Linked DNA regions of Homo sapiens: region 1 is linked to region 2. A link is a loop called in an ENCODE intact Hi-C map of the cell type or tissue named here. Cell type or tissue: Calu3. All regions are shown on one strand. Each heading gives the region's core, and the rest is flanking DNA. Links, peaks and the distances in the headings are about the cores only.

Region 1 (8,515 bases), core at 402-8,401, 360 kb after region 2:
TCCAACACTATGTTGAATAGGAGTGGTGAGAGAGGGCATTCCTGTCTTGTGCCAGTTTTCAAAGGGAATGCTTCCAGTTTCTGCCCATTCAGTATGATATTGGCTGTGGGTTGGTCATAGATAGCTCTTATTATTTTGAGATACGTCCCATCAATACCTGATTTATTGAGAGTTTTTATCATGAAGGTTGTTGAATTTTGTCAAAGGCCTTTTCTGCATCTATTGAGATAATCATGTGGTTTTTGTCTTTGGTTCTGTTTATATGCTGGATTACATTTATTGATTTGCTTATATTGAACCAGCCTTGCATCCCAGGGATGAAGCCCACTTGATCATGGTGGATAAGCTTTTTGATGTGCTGCTGGATTCGCCTTGACAGTATTTTACTGAGGATTTTTGCATCAATGTTCATCAAAGATATTGGTCTAAAATTATCTTTTTTGGTTGTGTCTCTGCCCAGCTTAGGTATCAGGATGATGCTGGCCTCATGAGTTAGGGAGGATTCCCTCTTTTTCTACTGATTGGAATAGTTTCAGAAGGAATGGTACCAGTTCCTCCTTGTACCTCTGGTAGAATTTGGCTGTGAATCCATCTGGTCATGGACTCTTTTTGGTTGGTAAGCTATTGATTATTGCCAGAATTTCAGATCCTGTTATTGGCCTATTCAAAGATTCAACTTCTTCCTGGTTTAGTCTTGGGAGGGTGTATGTGCCGAGGAATTTATCCATTTCTTCTAGATTTTCGAGTTTATTTGCATAGAGGTGTTTGTAGTATTCTCTGATGGTAGTTTGTATTTCTGTAGGATCGGTGGTGATATCCCCTTTATCATTTTTTTATTACATCTATTTGATTCTTCTCCCTTTTTTTCTTTATTAGTCTTGCTAGCAGTCTATCAATTTTGTTAATCCTTTCAAAAAATCAGCTCCTGGATTCATTAATTTTTTGAAGGGATTTTTATGTCTCTATTTCCTTCAGTTCTGCTCTGATTTTAGCTATTTCTTGCCTTCTGCTAGCTTTTGAATGTGTTTGCACTTGCTTTTCTAGTTCTTTTAATTGTGATGTTAGGGTGTCAATTTTGGATCTTTCCTGCTTTCTGTTGTGGGCATTTAGTGCTATACATTTCCCTCTACACACTGCTTTGAATGTGTCCCAGAGATTCTAGTATGTTGTGTCTTTGTTCTCGTTGGTTTCAAAGAACATCTTTATTTCTGCCTTCATTTCGTTATGTATCCAGTAGTCATTCAGGAGCAGGTTGTTCAGTTTCCATGTAGTTGAGCGGTTTTGAGTGAGTTTCTTAATCCTGAGTTTTAGTTTGATTGCACTGTGATCTGAGAGACAGTTTGTGATAATTTCTGTTCTTTCACATTTGCTGAGGAGAGCTTTACTTCCCACTATGTGGTCAATTTTGGAATAGGTGTGGTGTGGTGCTGAAAAAAATGTATATTCTGTTGATTTGGGGTGGAGAGTTCTGTAGATGTCTGTTAGGTCCGCTTGGTGCAGAGCTGAGTTCAATTCCTGAGTATCCTTGTTAACTTTCTGTCTCGTTGATCTGTCTAGTGTTGACAGTGGGGTGTTAAAGTCTCCCATTATTATTGTGTGGGAGTCCTAAGTCTCTTTGTAGGTCACTCAGGACTTGCTTTATGAATCTGGGTGCTCCTGTATTGGGTGCATATATATTTAGGATCAAACTTGTATTTTTAAACTCCAAGCTATTTACAGAAGACAGTTTACATCCAGAGCAGCCCAATGGTGTATGTCCTAGTTGATAAAGGAATTCAGTATCTGGAGATGTCAGGCAAAGTTCCAGTGAGGAAGGAGCACTAAGTGACTTTAAAAAGATAAAGAAGAAGAAGAAGAAGGGGGAAAGGGAAGAAAACCTCCCTCGTTCCTGAGGAAGCAGGACATAAAAACCACTGTGGGGTCACCCTGGTAAAGAGGGTACAAATGAATGAAATCCCTTTCTTTCCATGGATAAGTCAATAATGTGGTGGGTTTTCTTTCCAGGATAGAGGACAGAGAAGAAACCAAAGAGTTATGTAGTCAAGTTGTTGAATACTTTTAGCTGAGTAATATTGCCAGTGAGGGTTACAAACATGCTTTGATTTTCTCACAGACATTAAAAAACTATATTTAATCTAGCTTGGCTGCAGTAGAGTGGAGTAGATAGAAAAGGGGCACAAGTTTAGTGACCTCGCACCTGGCCATGTCCTAGAAAAGTGGTCAGATGGATAATGTACAGAGTAAAGCTCACTGGGTATAATACACAGATGCAGGCAGGAGACCAGCAACATGTACCTGAGAGGCAAATTTGACCCTTGGTCAGCCAAATTAAGACTTCTAGACCCAGAAGTTCTAGGGTGGTGGACATAATGGACTTGCATGGTGTGATGCTTAATTTTATGTGTTAACTTGACTGAGCCACAGAATGCCTAGATATTTGATGAAACATCATTTAAGCATGCCTGTGGGACTGTTTCTGGGTGAGATTAATGTTTGAATTGGTAGACTTAGTAAAGCAGATTACCCTACCTAATGTAGGTGAGCATTATCCAATCCCTTGAAGGCCTGAATAGAACAAAAAGAATAAATAAGAAAGAATTCTCTCTCTCTCCATCTGACTATCTTCAAACTGGGACATCAATCATTTTCTGTCTTCATACTCAAACTTAGATTGGAAATTACACCATCTACTCTCCTGGGACTTCAGCTGACTGACATCAGATCTTGGGACTTCTCAGTCTTCAAACCATGTGAGCCAATTCCATACATACAAACATACACACACACACACACACACAGACACACACACACACACACACACACCCTGTTGGTTTCTCTGGAGAAGCCTGACTAATATGCACAATGACCCTTGAGTGCATAAATCAGGTCCCACCAAGACAAACAAGTCAAGAGAGAGACAGATACAGACAAAGTAAACAAACAGAAATAGAGCAGACATACAGATACAGAGCAGCAAGACACACAGAGACAGAAAGGAACAGAACAGACAAAATCAAAGACAAACAGGCAAGACATCAAGAGAGCAGACAGACACAGAGACGTATACATAAACAGAAACAAAAACATAGACAAAGATAGAAAATGAGAAAAAATACAGTATTTCATGGTGTTCTCTGTGATTTCCTCATAGAGCTTTATTTCAGTGTTTCAGAAAGCACATCTAAGGAGAAGACAAGCCACATATATTTTAATCACACCTCTACCCTGTCTGAATCTTCTGTCAAATGTACCTGTCAGCGACTTACCTGAGCCGACTGCACAGTACCCAGGAAGAAATGATGAGCTCGGATATCTCACAGATACTCAGATACTAACCTGAAACTGCAAGAGAAGACTGAGACCTGGTCTCACCTTTGCAGATAACACTGTGTAAAGACAGCACACTGTAGACTGGGCATCTAAACAAGCTGCCAACTAGAGTCACCTGGGGAGCTGGCCCATGCCAGACCAATTAAATCAGAATCTCCAGGGCTGGGGCATTGGCATGTTTTTAAAGTACCTCAGGGAACCCAGGAAGCAAAAGTAGTTCTGCCATTTAAGGCCATATTCCTAGTTTGCATAGTTTAAACTTGAGTGAGAGCAACACAAGTGGCCAGATTTGCTGACATTTTTTTACCTGGGCACAGGACAGTTACCACTTGAAACCCATGAGGTCTACTTTCCATGCCACTTCCAAACCCCAAAAAGCATGGAATAATCACAAAAGCATGTTGTCACTGGGTAACCAGGCTAAATGCTCTACATATATCACCTCATTTAATCTTCACAGCATCTTGTGATGTAGAGATTATCTCCATTTTCCAGGTAACAAAATTGAAATCAGTGAGACGAAATCGTTTACCAAGGTTAAATAGGTAGGACGCAGCTAAGGCAGGATTTGCAACCAGATCTTCTGCTCTGCTGCATGGAAAACACACTGAGAGGAGACTCTTCGGTTTAGTCCTCTCATGCTTTGTGATGTCTCCTGCACAGATGGTGCTGACAATGAAAACCAGCATTGCCTTCTGCCAGAGCACAGGGCCACACACAGGAGGCACCTGGGACTTCTGTCTCAGTGACTTTATTCTGACCTCGCCAACTGTACAATACACTGTCACTTAGCTTAGCCTTGTCTGAGAGAAGACACAATTAGAGCAAGAGCCCACCAAGAGTAAGAGAGGGTGTAGGAGCTTAAGCTTCTTCATTGACTTTAATTAAGCTCACCAGAGAAGTAGATCGCAAGGGATCCCACAGAACTTTTTTTTAAAGTTTTATTTATATTATTCTTAATTCCAATTTAATGGAAAAAAAAATGTTTCCATTCAAACCTCTTCCACCAGTGTAGGGTTTTCTCTATCTATTAAGAAACAGTGCCATCTACTGACTCGTTTTCACTCTGGTTCTTGTAAACCAGGAAAAAAAAATTAATGTTGCTTATGCCTTAATTTTGAACACTTTCCAAGACATGTCCTTCCTTTCAAAATATCTGTTCTGCAGTTAAACCCATACATATTATTTTATTTCATAGCCACAAATGACAAATGGGTTTGGAATTAGACTGGGACTTTCAAGTAATATGTCTTGAAAAATGGAGTCTACAAATCAAGACTTTGTAAGGTGGGGCACCCAGATGGCAGGTGTTTAGATGTGAAGCTAGGAGGCCAAGGTGCCCTGCACAATGGTGACCTCACCTGTTCACCTAAGCCTGCTTGGGGGCTGTACAGCCAACCCAGAAGGGCATGAACCCTACATTCCAAAATATCAAATACCGAAGAATCAACTTGAAACTAGATACATTTTGACTGCTACACAGAAAAATGATAAAATATTACTAAGAGAAATTAAAGAATATCTAAATAAATGAAATTGGGGATTTCAATCCAAGGAATTGAACTGAATTGATTGAATGAAGGGATTTCTCAATACAAGGGACTCATTCACAACAAGGGTAAAATAGCCCCGAAAGGGAAAAGTGTTAGGTTTTAGGATGATAAAAAAATCTTCTTATATGCAAAGCAAAGATATACAGTATACCTGTGGTATTAAAATTTCACAGTAGGAGAAGTTAGGGAAAAAAGTAAAAAAAAAAAACCGGGGGGCTCCTTCAGTTTCAGGGGGAGCATAGGAAAAAAATTGGAAAGAACTGGATAGGAGGTTTAAAGGTTTAATATTGTAAACATGTGAATCCTTCCAAATGATCTATAGATTCAATGCACTTCTAATCAAAATCCCAACAGGGTGTATGTCTGTGCATGTGTTTATGGGTGCACACTGTGTGTGTGTGTGTGTGTGTGTGAGAGAGAGAGAGACAGACAGAATTGATAAGCTGGCAGTAAATGTGTATTGAAGAAAAAGGAAAGGTAAAAGGTGCTCGACCATATATCAAGGCCTATGATAACATTACAGTAATTAAGACAGCGTGGTACTGGTTCAACAATAGGCAAAGAGACTGATGGTATAAACTAGAGAACCCAGAAACAGATTCATGGACATTTGAACGGTGGTTCACAGAACAGTGGAGAAAGGACTGTCTGTCAACGAATGCTTCTTAGATTTCCATATGAAAAAAATTAAAGCCAACCCTTAATTCATAATTTCTGATGGACTCTAGACATAAATATGAAAGGCAAATCAGCAACGTTTCTACATCAGTGGTTCTTAAAGTGTAGTCTCCAGACAGTGTTAGCATCACCTGGGAACTTGTTAGGAATACAAATTCTCCAGCCTCACCCCAGACCTGCTGATTCAGGAAGTCTGGCAGTGGGGCCCAGCAAGCCATATTTTGACAAGAAAAGGCTTCTTAAACAAAACACAACTGTAAAGAATAAGATGTGTAAATAAAAATGTAGAATTTCTGTTCATCAAATGATAGCATGAAGAAAGTAAACAAAAAAAGCAAGCCACAGGGTGGAGGAAGAAACTCGCAAATCATAACTGACAAACACTCATATCCAGTATCCAGAAGGAACGCCTACTTTTCAATAAAGAAAAGGCAGACAGCCCAAAAGAAAAATGGTCCAGAGACCTGAACAGACATTTCTTAGAAGAAGACAGCCAAATGGCCAACCAAAGTGATAAGGTACTCATTGTCTTTAGAAATTAAAAAAAATTATAATTACAATACAGTCTGATTAGAAACCCACCAGAATACCTAAAATTAGAAAGACTGGCAACATTCAAGTGCTGATGAGAATGTAGAACAGGGATTGGCCAGCTGTTCCTGTAAAGGGCCAGATAGTAATTTTCTTAGGCCTCGTAGTCAAGAGACAACATTTAGGATATTATGAAGGCAGGCACTTATATAACACGAGAAACTCTTGACTTTCTCCACCACATTTGACTGACGTGGACCAGTGAGGTGGTGGGAAGGCTTTGTCCTAGTTGTGGTTGGCTGGAAACTACCTGAAGGAAGAGGAATGGGTCTGAGGGGTCCCGACGGGGAGGAGAAGTGGGAACAGTCACCATGGTCACTTTCCCTCTCTGCCCCAGGTACACTTGATCTCAACATGCCCTTCTCTCCTGGGGAGACTGTGTCAATTTGATCAGCAGGCCAAAGAAGAGGCTGATAGTTTCTATCACTTGGTGTGCCAGCAGCTGCCAACAGCAGAGTCCCCAGAGTGTAGGTGTTGACCAGCCAGACCCCAGGCAGCAGTGAGGCATGGTTCACAGTGCTAGCCCAGTCCACTGGTGCACTCCATAATTGACTGTTGCTCATAGTTTGCTGACCTCTGATGTAGAATAAGGGGAACTCTTTTAAACTGTAGGTAGGAGTAAAGTTAGTATACTGCTTTGGAAAACCACTGGTATTGTCTCCTAAAATACAAGCACAAAGCATACTCTGCAATTCCTAAGTGTACATCCAACAAAAATGCATGCACATGTGCATGCAGAGACATGTACGAAAATGTTTATAAGAGCATTAGTCATAAAAGCCAAAATGTGAAATCAATTATCAAATGTCCACCAGCATTAGAACTGGAAAATAAATGTTGAACTGTTCACATAACACAATTCTTTACAGCAATGAAAATGAAAAAAAAAGTTGCCACTTCATGTGACAGAAATGAATCTGATGAAGAGAATGTTGAGAAAAAAATACATTCCATATGACTTCATTAATGTATGTGTGTAAGGTATGTATGTTTAGCTGATAAAACTACAAAGAAAAGCAAAGAATATATTACCATGAAAGATAGTATAGGAGCAAGAGAGTAGTGATGGTGCTTGGAAGGGAAGATGAGGATGCTTCTGCAATGTTGATAATATTGTATTTCCAGTCCTAGATGGTAGAAACAGTAGGGTTTGCATTGTCATAAATCAGGGATTGGCAAACAATATGGCCCAAACCTAATCTCCCACCGATTATTGTGAACAAAACTTTATTAAACCACAGCCCATGTTAGTTTACACATTGTCTGTATCTGTCTTTTTATTAACAATAGGAGACTTGAATAGTCCTAACAGACACCATATAGCCCATGAATTCTAATATATTTACCATCCAGCCTTATACACAAAAATATGCCAACTCCTGTAACAAATCATTGAGCTGTACATTTCTATTTTGTATACTTTTCCTTATACATGTCATATTTTACAATTTTAACTATACATATTTAGTTATGTAGTTATAGATGTAACTACATTCCATGTTTAGCTCTGAATCATGTTTGACAATAGACATTCAATGCATAAAACAACAATCAAATCAATTAGCTTCAAGAAAACAAAACCACTTTTCTTTAAATATATTCATTATGCAGACAAAATAAACTGTACTTGCCTCTAGAACTTATTTTATTCTCAATTTCCATATCTGCAAGAGAATGAATCATCATCTTTCATTCCAAATACTTGTTTGATGTATTGCTTAAAGCTGTTTTATAGATTGCAGCATGACACTTGAAGGCACTTGATACAAGTGTCTGGCCACATGTTGTCAAGTCTCTATTTGAGTTTTTCTTAGAAGATTGAACTCACATATCTATACACTCAACAAAGGCACTATATTCAGTCATACTTTATTTATTCAGTGATGTGGAGCAAGGCAACTTTTGAACAGTTTGAGTTTCTCTCTCTGCATTTCATAATTCATCCATTTAACAAAGATTTACTTACAGTCTACTATGCCAAAACTTATATTTTCAGCATTTTAATGCAAGTGTTTCTGAAATATGTTACATCGTCCTCTGCCTTTTACACAGAGTTTGACCATTTAATCTTTTATGACTCAGCCTCATTACAGAATCAAACTATACACCAAAATGCGATTTTTAAAATTCTGTTTTAACTGAGAAGTCTTTTCTAGAATTCCAACCAACAAAATAGATACAAAGAAGAGTTGAAGAGAGAGATGGGTGTGCAACAGAGTCCCACCCACTAGGAATTCCTGAGACGACATAGAACCATAAGATTCCAGGAATAGCCATTGGAAACCACTGATCATTTAGTAACACTCTCAAGAACTGCTGAGAGATAAAGGCTGCTCCCGTACTCAACAATCCTAAATTTTGTT
Region 2 (8,515 bases), core at 308-8,307:
GTTGTTTTTCATTTGTTCTGATGTCTTTCAGATTCCCCATCAAATTTTTGAATGGATTTCTTTATTTTAAGGTGCAAGTAATAGAGGGAAGTTTACTACAGCACTTTTTAGACTTTCTTTTATTTCTCTGTTGTTGTTTTTCATTTTTTCCTGATGTGTTTGAGATTCCCCATTACACAAAGATCATTTCCACAGTTACATGGGCCTGACTAGCTGATGCAACAAAGAGCCTCTAAAAAACTCAGACCTACTTAAGGGAAAGAAACCTTGATTTTGTTTCACACAGTGAGTAAAAGAAAACAAAAAGTAATTACTCCCTCCATGTGAAATGAGTAAGAGTCAGAGTAAGCCGGGTCCCCTTCCTTTTTAACCCCCTTCCCTTGAGATGTACAGGCAATATTTACCATTTGTGTATTTATGACCATGGAGATTTCCTACACTTTAATTTCCTGGGTATCAATGGCTCTAAGGAGTTTTTGGCATTCTCTTACCCAAAAGGATCTTGAAACTTGTTTGTATTTATAACACAATATCTACCCCATCAATGTGTGCTGGATTTACACTATTTATACCACCTTTTTTTCACCTAGGCTTCCGGGCCAGCTTAATTTGCTCAATGCATCTCACACTCTCATTTTTCTTCTTGATCCCCTTACTTATAGTCAATATCATATCATTCAGGTGTTGCTTTATAATTGTCTTATGTGTACGTCATAGATTATTAGGTGTGTTATTTTGGATAAGTCACATAATTATTCTCAGCTTCTGTTTCCCTCTGTGGAAAGTGAGAGTAATAGTAATGACTTTGATGGGTTCTTAAGGAGACACCTCTCTCTTCTTCATGTTCCATCCCTACCTTAGTCTCCAGATAAATGAAATTCAAACTTTTTTCCCCTTCTGCCAAAGTACTGTGGAAGTATCTTATCCACAACTCTCCACCTACTTGCTGTTATCACCAAGAGAGGAGTACCCTATTTTACAGATGAAAATTTTACTTTCCTTGTGTTGCTTCACCCTTGGATAGAATTACTCTGCTGAAAATGACTGCTCACACATGCCATCTTCTTCCAGACCAGATTGCTCAGGTGAAGTGGGTGTTCTGCCTCCACTCCTTACTGCCAAGTCTCAAGCATACCAGGATAAGGCTACCGCATAAGGAAGGGAGTGGAGCTATGTTGACTGTGCACATTCGTAAGTGTTTGTGGAGCATGCCTGCTCCACTGGCAGCTGGCTGAGAAAGTCAGTTTACTCTGCAGACCCAGCACTTGCCCCCAACTTTACGTTAGGGAGCAAAAATGAGATCTTCACTTTGTCCTCTCCCTATTCCTTCTATCCAGCTATAGCGGAGGCCATATTATTTAGGATTGTCTCGGTCCAGCAATAAAATCAATGCTTGGATTTCACTTGATCCCCTTGTGCCTATTTTCCTGTTGGTCAGGACCACAAAGAGTGGAAAGCAGCTTGTTTATGCAGTTAACACTCATGCTCCATCATACCCAGCCAAACTTCAACAAGTTATTATGGCAGTTAAATAAGATATCATATGTAAGAACATTTAGCATAGCCTATGCTATGTAATAGGCATTTATTACTTTGTGGGCATTTTTCCATCTTGGACAGAATTTCTGTTTGTTTCCTTTTTATGTTGTATTTTATGCCTGTAAAGTACAAAGTGGCATATTGGACCTATGGAGAGTTCAATGAATTTTGCTTGTTTGTTTGTTGTTACTAGTTAAATTGACAGTGGCTTTTAGATGCTTAGGAGACTCAATACTCTTGTCTTCCTTATGAATATAAGACGATCTTTATATTAGCAATCTTTTTCTTTGCTTTGAGTTTTACATCAAAGGTGATGTAAACTCAATGACATAGATTTACCTTTATAATTCCTTTAATTGAAAACACTTTACAAACATGTTGCTTAATTTAATATATTTCTGCCATCTAGAATATGATAGGTTTCAATCTCGATCAATACTTTCCATATTATATACATGTTTATACATGATATACATATAAATTCATATAACTTTTCCTTCACCAGCATTTTAAAGAATGTGTAAGTGTGTACTAGACAAGATTCCTTTACATTAGCTCTGCTTTTAAATTGTGAACACATTTCATTAGTAACTCGTATATTTTTTTAACTTTCTCAAGTCTTCTTCTTTTTATTTAAGTTCCAGTTTCATTTGTTCCTATTTCTTCCTTGGGAACATCTGAATTTTCAGGTTAGATTTTTATTTTCTGCCATTATCCATAAGTATTCTATGTTTGGTCTTATTGTATTCACCATTTCATTCTTTCCTCTGAGATTTTTGCTCCAAAATAGACAAAACAGGTTTCACAAGTTGAGAAACTCAAGCTAAGAGATTAAATTATTGGCCTGATGCATTTAAACTCAAATTTTTATTTTAGATTTTAACTTCAGTGCTTTTTCCACCAGACTGAGTGATCTTATTCATATAATTACTTGATTTCCTTAAGGCCCACCTGAATTTATTATTAGATTTGGGATGTGTTATAATATCATTATTAATTATAGCTCAGCATTATTTTTTAAATAATATATTACATTTAGTTAGTTGACAAGTTTATAAAGTTAGAGAATCCGAATTATGAATTTTAGATTAAAGATAATTATATCCATTCAGACACAGATGTGCCTCTTGTTCAGAAAAAGCTTTAAAACATTTGGATTTAACTTGGCCCTGTGTGCATTTTTATGACGAATTCACATTTCAAATGATATGGTGTTTTTTTGTTCCATGCATAACCAACCTTCTATTGGTATCAATTACTAGCACTTGGATAGAATTTTAAGATGAATAAATTTCTTCTCACATTTCTCATGGAAATCTCCCAAACTATTTCTTCAGATGACAAAACTGAAGCTCAGATAAATTAATACTTGCCCATAATTAGAATGTAAGTAGCTTAGTGGAAGCTTGAACCCAGGTCCTTTTTTCTACAAATTATCTTTACTGTTTTTTTCTACTTAATTTTAATTTTTGCCTAATCTGAATGAATTTGAAATTTGTGCATAGGAGGCTTATTTCTTCTTTGCAAAGAGTTTTATTTTTTTCTTTTTAATCACAGCAAATGTGGGTGTCTGATCTTAAGTCACACACTTACACATAATATATACAGTATATAAATAGATACGTATGTGCTGTCTGCATATATATGTAAATATATACACATATATACACACACATATATACACATGTTTATATATATATATATATATATATCTGCATCTTAATATCTATCTCATTGAAGAGGTTATTTTTGTATCTTTCTCTCTCTCTGTTTTTCAAAACTCCATCTCCAAATGCTCTACCCTAAATCAATTAATGAGGACACGAGACACAATGTTGTTTCCTGATTGCCCCTGCCACGTGGAACCCAGAACTTAAGAATTTGACCAGAAACTCTACAAACCCAGAGAGCCTATTCTAATTAGCTCCTTCTCCCCTTGTCCAGATATTTAGAATGGGTCCTAGTTTGGGTGGATGTATACGCATATGCTATAGGAGTTCCTGAATTTCTTTAGCTCTCCCTGGAAGATAGCCGTGAGCTTTCTGGTAGGTGAATGAAATAGCCCAAGGCTTACTTTGTTCAGCATGTTATATAAGGTGAGTTAATTTCTTAAGTGAACCATAGGTTTTATGTATTTTAGTTTTGTCCAGTAGAGGGACCAGGGAGGCAACGTTTAAAGTTTTCTGGTCTACACACCTGTAATTATATACGGGTGACTTAAAAAAAGCTTTCAAGTCTTGTTAAATGCAATTGGACTTAGGAACTGAATCTATTTGAAATTATTGCCCTTACAAATACCTGAATAAAAATGTTGCTAAAAGTACAGAATGTTGTGTGATGCTTTCTCCATTTTTAGGTGAAACTCATTGACATCCAGTGGATGCCAAATGCTAATTAGTAAGTAGAAACACAATCTTGATTTTTACATAGATTTTTACTGAAAAATATGTGAACTTTCACAGATACACAACTAAAGATACAGCTTTCACGGAGACACAACTAAAATTGTTTGTGTCAAACCATTAGCAGTCAATTTATACTTAATTTGTCGATCTGCATTCCATAAGATGCCTATTGATTTATAATTTCTCCTGAAATCATGAATTCCCTAGCTAGGTTGTAAGAATTCATTGGTCCTGACACCAGTTATTCGTTTTCTTCTTTTGTAGTCTCGGGCTTATTAGAAGAATATATCTTGAAAAGTAAAATGTGTGTTGCAAAATCCACAAATCTTTTTCTCACTGGGGTCATTTGTTTATTCAACAAAGAGTATTTGGGCAAATCCTATGTGCCAGGGGCTGCACAGAGTCCTGGTGATTCAGTGGTAAATGACTAAGATATGGTTCCTTCATTACTCATGGAATTTCTGGTTAAGCAAAGAAGACTGACACGAAGAAAGTGAAGACCAGCAAAATAAGAATTCAAAAGGTGTAGAGTGCTATGGGGATATAGCGTACGTACAGAAGCTGAGGCCGGCAGGCTGAAAGGGACTTAACTTTCACACTGTTTGGGAGAAAGCAAGGGTGAAGAGAGATACAGGCGGCGGAAAATTAGGAAATGAGAGGCAGGCAGAGAGAGAATGAGCGAAGTGAGGAAAAGACAGAATGGTATAGGCAAAGAAATCATAGGCAGATCAAGAAAGACACTCAGTGGCCAAAAACTAAATGAGGCATGAACAAAACAAAGATGAGGTGATGAGAAATAGGAGGTAGTGAGTTGGGGAGGGTACAGTAAATCCTTTGTTTTTGTCTTCCAAGAATCTCTTTGGACTCCTCTGTGTGACAGAACTCTGATTTGTCTTCAGAAAACCAATACTCTCCTAGTCTTAGCCCACATGGTTTCAGGTGTTGATCTCGTGCCCTAGATCTGTCAGTCTGGAGTTGGACATGCATTCCCAGCCTGTCAGACTTACAGCTTAGATGTGCTTATGAAACCCCAAACATGGGGTTTCAGATAGATAAGAGATATAATCTTGCCCTGGGGTGTTAAGCTGATACAGCACGTGCTTAGAGTTGCTCTTGATATTACCTAGGGGCTCTCTTGATATTACCTAGGGGCTCTCTTGATATTACCTAGGGGCTCTCTTGATATTACCTAGGGGCTCTCTTGATATTACCTAGGGGCTCTCTTGGTATTACCTAGGGGCTCTCTTGGTATTACCTAGGGGCTCTCTTGGTATTACCTAGGGGCTCTCTTGGTATTACCTAGGGGCTCTCTTGGTATTACCTAGGGGCTCTCTTGATATTACCTAGGGGCTCTCTTGATATTACCTAGGGGCTCTCTTGATATTACCTAGGGGCTCTCTTGGTATTACCTAGGGGCTCTCTTGGTATTACCTAGGGGCTCTCTTGATATTACCTAGGGGCTCTCTTGGTATTACCTAGGGGCTCTCTTGATATTACCTAGGGGCCACTCTTGGTATTACCTAGGGGCACTTGCTGTAGAATAAATGAAACCTAGAGGAGAGTAATGTTGATTTAAGACAAGAATTATGAGATACATTGTTTGAGCACCTGGATGAAACCATATTTTATCTATTCATGGATATCTCCTTTTGGCTAGCTGTGAGTTGGATTTTCTGACATTATAATACCAAGGGTCCTGATTATACAAAGTTTGGGGCAGTTGAAGCTATTGGATTGAAGCTATTGGAGACAAGAGACGAGAAAGAAGCCCCATGCAATTAGAATTGTTTCATCTGTCAAGGTGTCAAGTTTCTGGAGGCAAATGCTTCCACTGGTCAATTTCCAAGCCTGGGTCAGTTCTGGCTCAACTTCAGCCTGCTGACGACATTAAGTATGTTGAAGAGCACTTTAAGCAATCTCCACACTGTTTTCCATAGTGGTGGTCCTAGTTTACATTTCCACCAGCAGGGTAAAACTGCTATCTTTTCTTCGCATCCCCGCCAACATCTATTAGTTTTTTTATTTTTTGATTATGGCCATTCTTGCAGGAGTAAGGTGGTATTGCATTGTGGTTTTGATTTGCATTTCCCTGATCATTAGCTATGCTGAGCATTTTTTCACGTTTGTGGCCATTTGTATATCTTCTTTTGAGAATCATCTACTCGTGTCCTTAGCCCATTTTGTGATAGGATTGTTTGTTTTTTCTCATTAATTTGTTTGAGTTCCTTGTAGATTCTGGATATTAGTTATTTTTCAGATGTTTAGATTGTGAAGATTTTCTCCCACTCTGTAGGTTGTCTGTTTACTCTGCTGATTCTTTCTTTTGCTGTGCAGAAACTTTTTAGTTTAAGTCCCACCTATTTATTATCATTTTTGTTGCATTTGCTTTTGGGTTCTTGGTCACAAGCTCTTTGCCTAAGCCAATATCCAGAAGGGTCTTTCTGACATTATCTTCTAGAAATTTTATGACTTTAGGTCTTAGATTTAAGTCCTTTATCCATCTTGAGTTGATTTTTATATAAGGTGAGAGATGAGGACTTAGTTTCATTTTACTACATGTGGCCTGCCAATTATCCCAGCACCATTTGTTGAATAGGGTGTCCTTTCCACACTTTATGTTTTTGTTTGCTTTGTCAAAGATCAGTTGGCTGTAAGTATCTGGCTTTATTTCTGCATTCTCTGTTCTGTTACATTGGTCTATGTGCCTTTTTTTTTTTTTTTTTTTTACCAGAACCATGCTGTTTTGATGACTATGACCTTATAGTATAGTTTGAAGTCAGGTAATGTGATGCCTTCAGATTTGTTCTTTTTGCTTAGTCTTGTTTTGGCTTGGTTCCATATGAATTTTAGGATTATCTTTTCTAGTTCTGTGAAGAATGATGGTGGCATTTTGATAGGAATTGCATTAAATTTGCAGATTGCTTTTGACAGTATGGTCATTTTCACAATATTGATTATACCCATCCACGAGCATGAGGTGTGTTTTCATTTGTTTGTGTCGTCTATGATTTCTTTCAGCAAGTGTTTTGTAGTTATAGAGGTCTTTCACCTTCTTGTTAGGTATATTCCTAGGTTTTTCTTTTTTTTTCTTTTTGCAGCTATTGTGAAGGGGGTTGAGTTCTTGATGTGATTCTCAGCTTGGTTGCTTTTGGTGTATAACAGAGCTACTGATTGGTGTACATTAATTTTGTATCCTGAAACTTTGCTGAATTCATTTATCAGTTCTAGGGGCTTTTTGGAGGCATTTTTAGGGTTTTTTGGGTATACAATCATATCATCAGCAAAGAGTGAGGGTTTGACTTCCCCTTCACTGATTTGGATGTCTTTTATTTCTTTCTATTGTCTGATTGCTCTGGCTAGGACTTCCAGTATTATGTTGAATAAAAGTGGGGAGGGTGGGTATCCTTGTCTTGTTCCAGTTCTCAGAGGGCATGCTTTCAACTTTTCCCCTTTCAGTGTTATGTTGACTGTGGGTTTGTCATATATGACTTGTATTACATTAAAGTATGTCCCTTCTATGCTGATTTTGCTGAGGGTTTTAGTCATAAAGAGATGCTGGATTTTGTCAAATGATTTTTCTGCGTCTATTGAGATGATCATGTGATTTTTGTTTTTAATTCTGTTTATGTAGTGTATCACATTTATTGACCTGCAAATGTTAAACCATCCCTGCATCACTGGTATGAAACCCACTTGGCCATGGTGGATTATCTTTTTGCTATGCTGTTGGATTTGTTTAGCTAGTATTTTGTTAAGCATTTTTGCGTCTATATTAATTAGGGATATTGGTCTGTAGTTTTGTTGTTGTTGTTGTTGTTGTTAACGTTCTTTCATGGTTTTGGTATTAGGGTGATACTGGCTTCATAGAATGACTTAGAGAGGATTCCCTCTTTCTCTATCTTGCAGAATAGTGTCACTAGGGTTGGTATCAATTCTTCTTTGAATGTCTGATAGAATTCAGTTGTGAATCTATCTGGTCCTGGACTTTGTTTTGTTTGTAATTTTTTAAATCTCTATTTCAATCTTGCTATTTGTTATTGGTCTTTTCAGGGTTTCTAATTCTTCCTGATTTAACCTAGGAGGTTGTATATTTCCTGATCCAGCAATCCCACTACTGGGTATCTACCCAGAGGAAAAGAAGTCAGTATGCAAAAAAGATATTTGCACACTCATGTTTATAGCAGCATAATTCACAATTGCAAAAATATGGAACCAGCCCAAATGCCCATTAATCAAAATGTGAATAAAGAAATTGTCATGTATATACCATAGAATACTATTCAGCCACAAAAAGGAAAGAAATAATGGCATTCACAGCAACCTGGATGGAACTGGAGACTATTATGCTAAATGAAGTAACTCAAGAATGGAAAACCAAACATCATGTGTTCTTACTCATAAGTGGGAGCAAAGCGATGAGGATGCAAAAGCATAAGAATGATACGATGGACTTTGAAGACTTCGGAGGGAAGGGGGGGTGAAGGATAAATGATACAAATTGGGTACAATGTGTGCCTGGGTGATGGGTGAACCAAAATCTTACAAATCACCACTAAAGAACTTATTCATGT

Evidence for each region. Peaks named below come from ENCODE experiments on the same cell type or tissue, not always from the same donor. Only the 100,000 strongest peaks of a DNase experiment are listed, where the experiment ranks them.
Region 1: a loop joins it to region 2, with 5 times the contacts of the local background. A loop is called at or near these places in 2 of 110 quality-filtered maps.

What each region holds. Positions count from the first base shown.
Region 1 is chr2:117,768,042-117,776,556 of GRCh38, forward strand. No RefSeq gene overlaps it. Among named protein-coding and RNA genes, the nearest start is that of DDX18, 42 kb to the right of the region's middle. In Calu3, for the core only: a CTCF peak has its summit at 4,371 (motif pointing left); no DNase peak of the experiment used is centred there.
Region 2 is chr2:117,408,491-117,417,005 of GRCh38, forward strand. No RefSeq gene overlaps it. Among named protein-coding and RNA genes, the nearest start is that of DDX18, 400 kb to the right of the region's middle. In Calu3, for the core only: no CTCF peak of the experiment used is centred there; no DNase peak of the experiment used is centred there.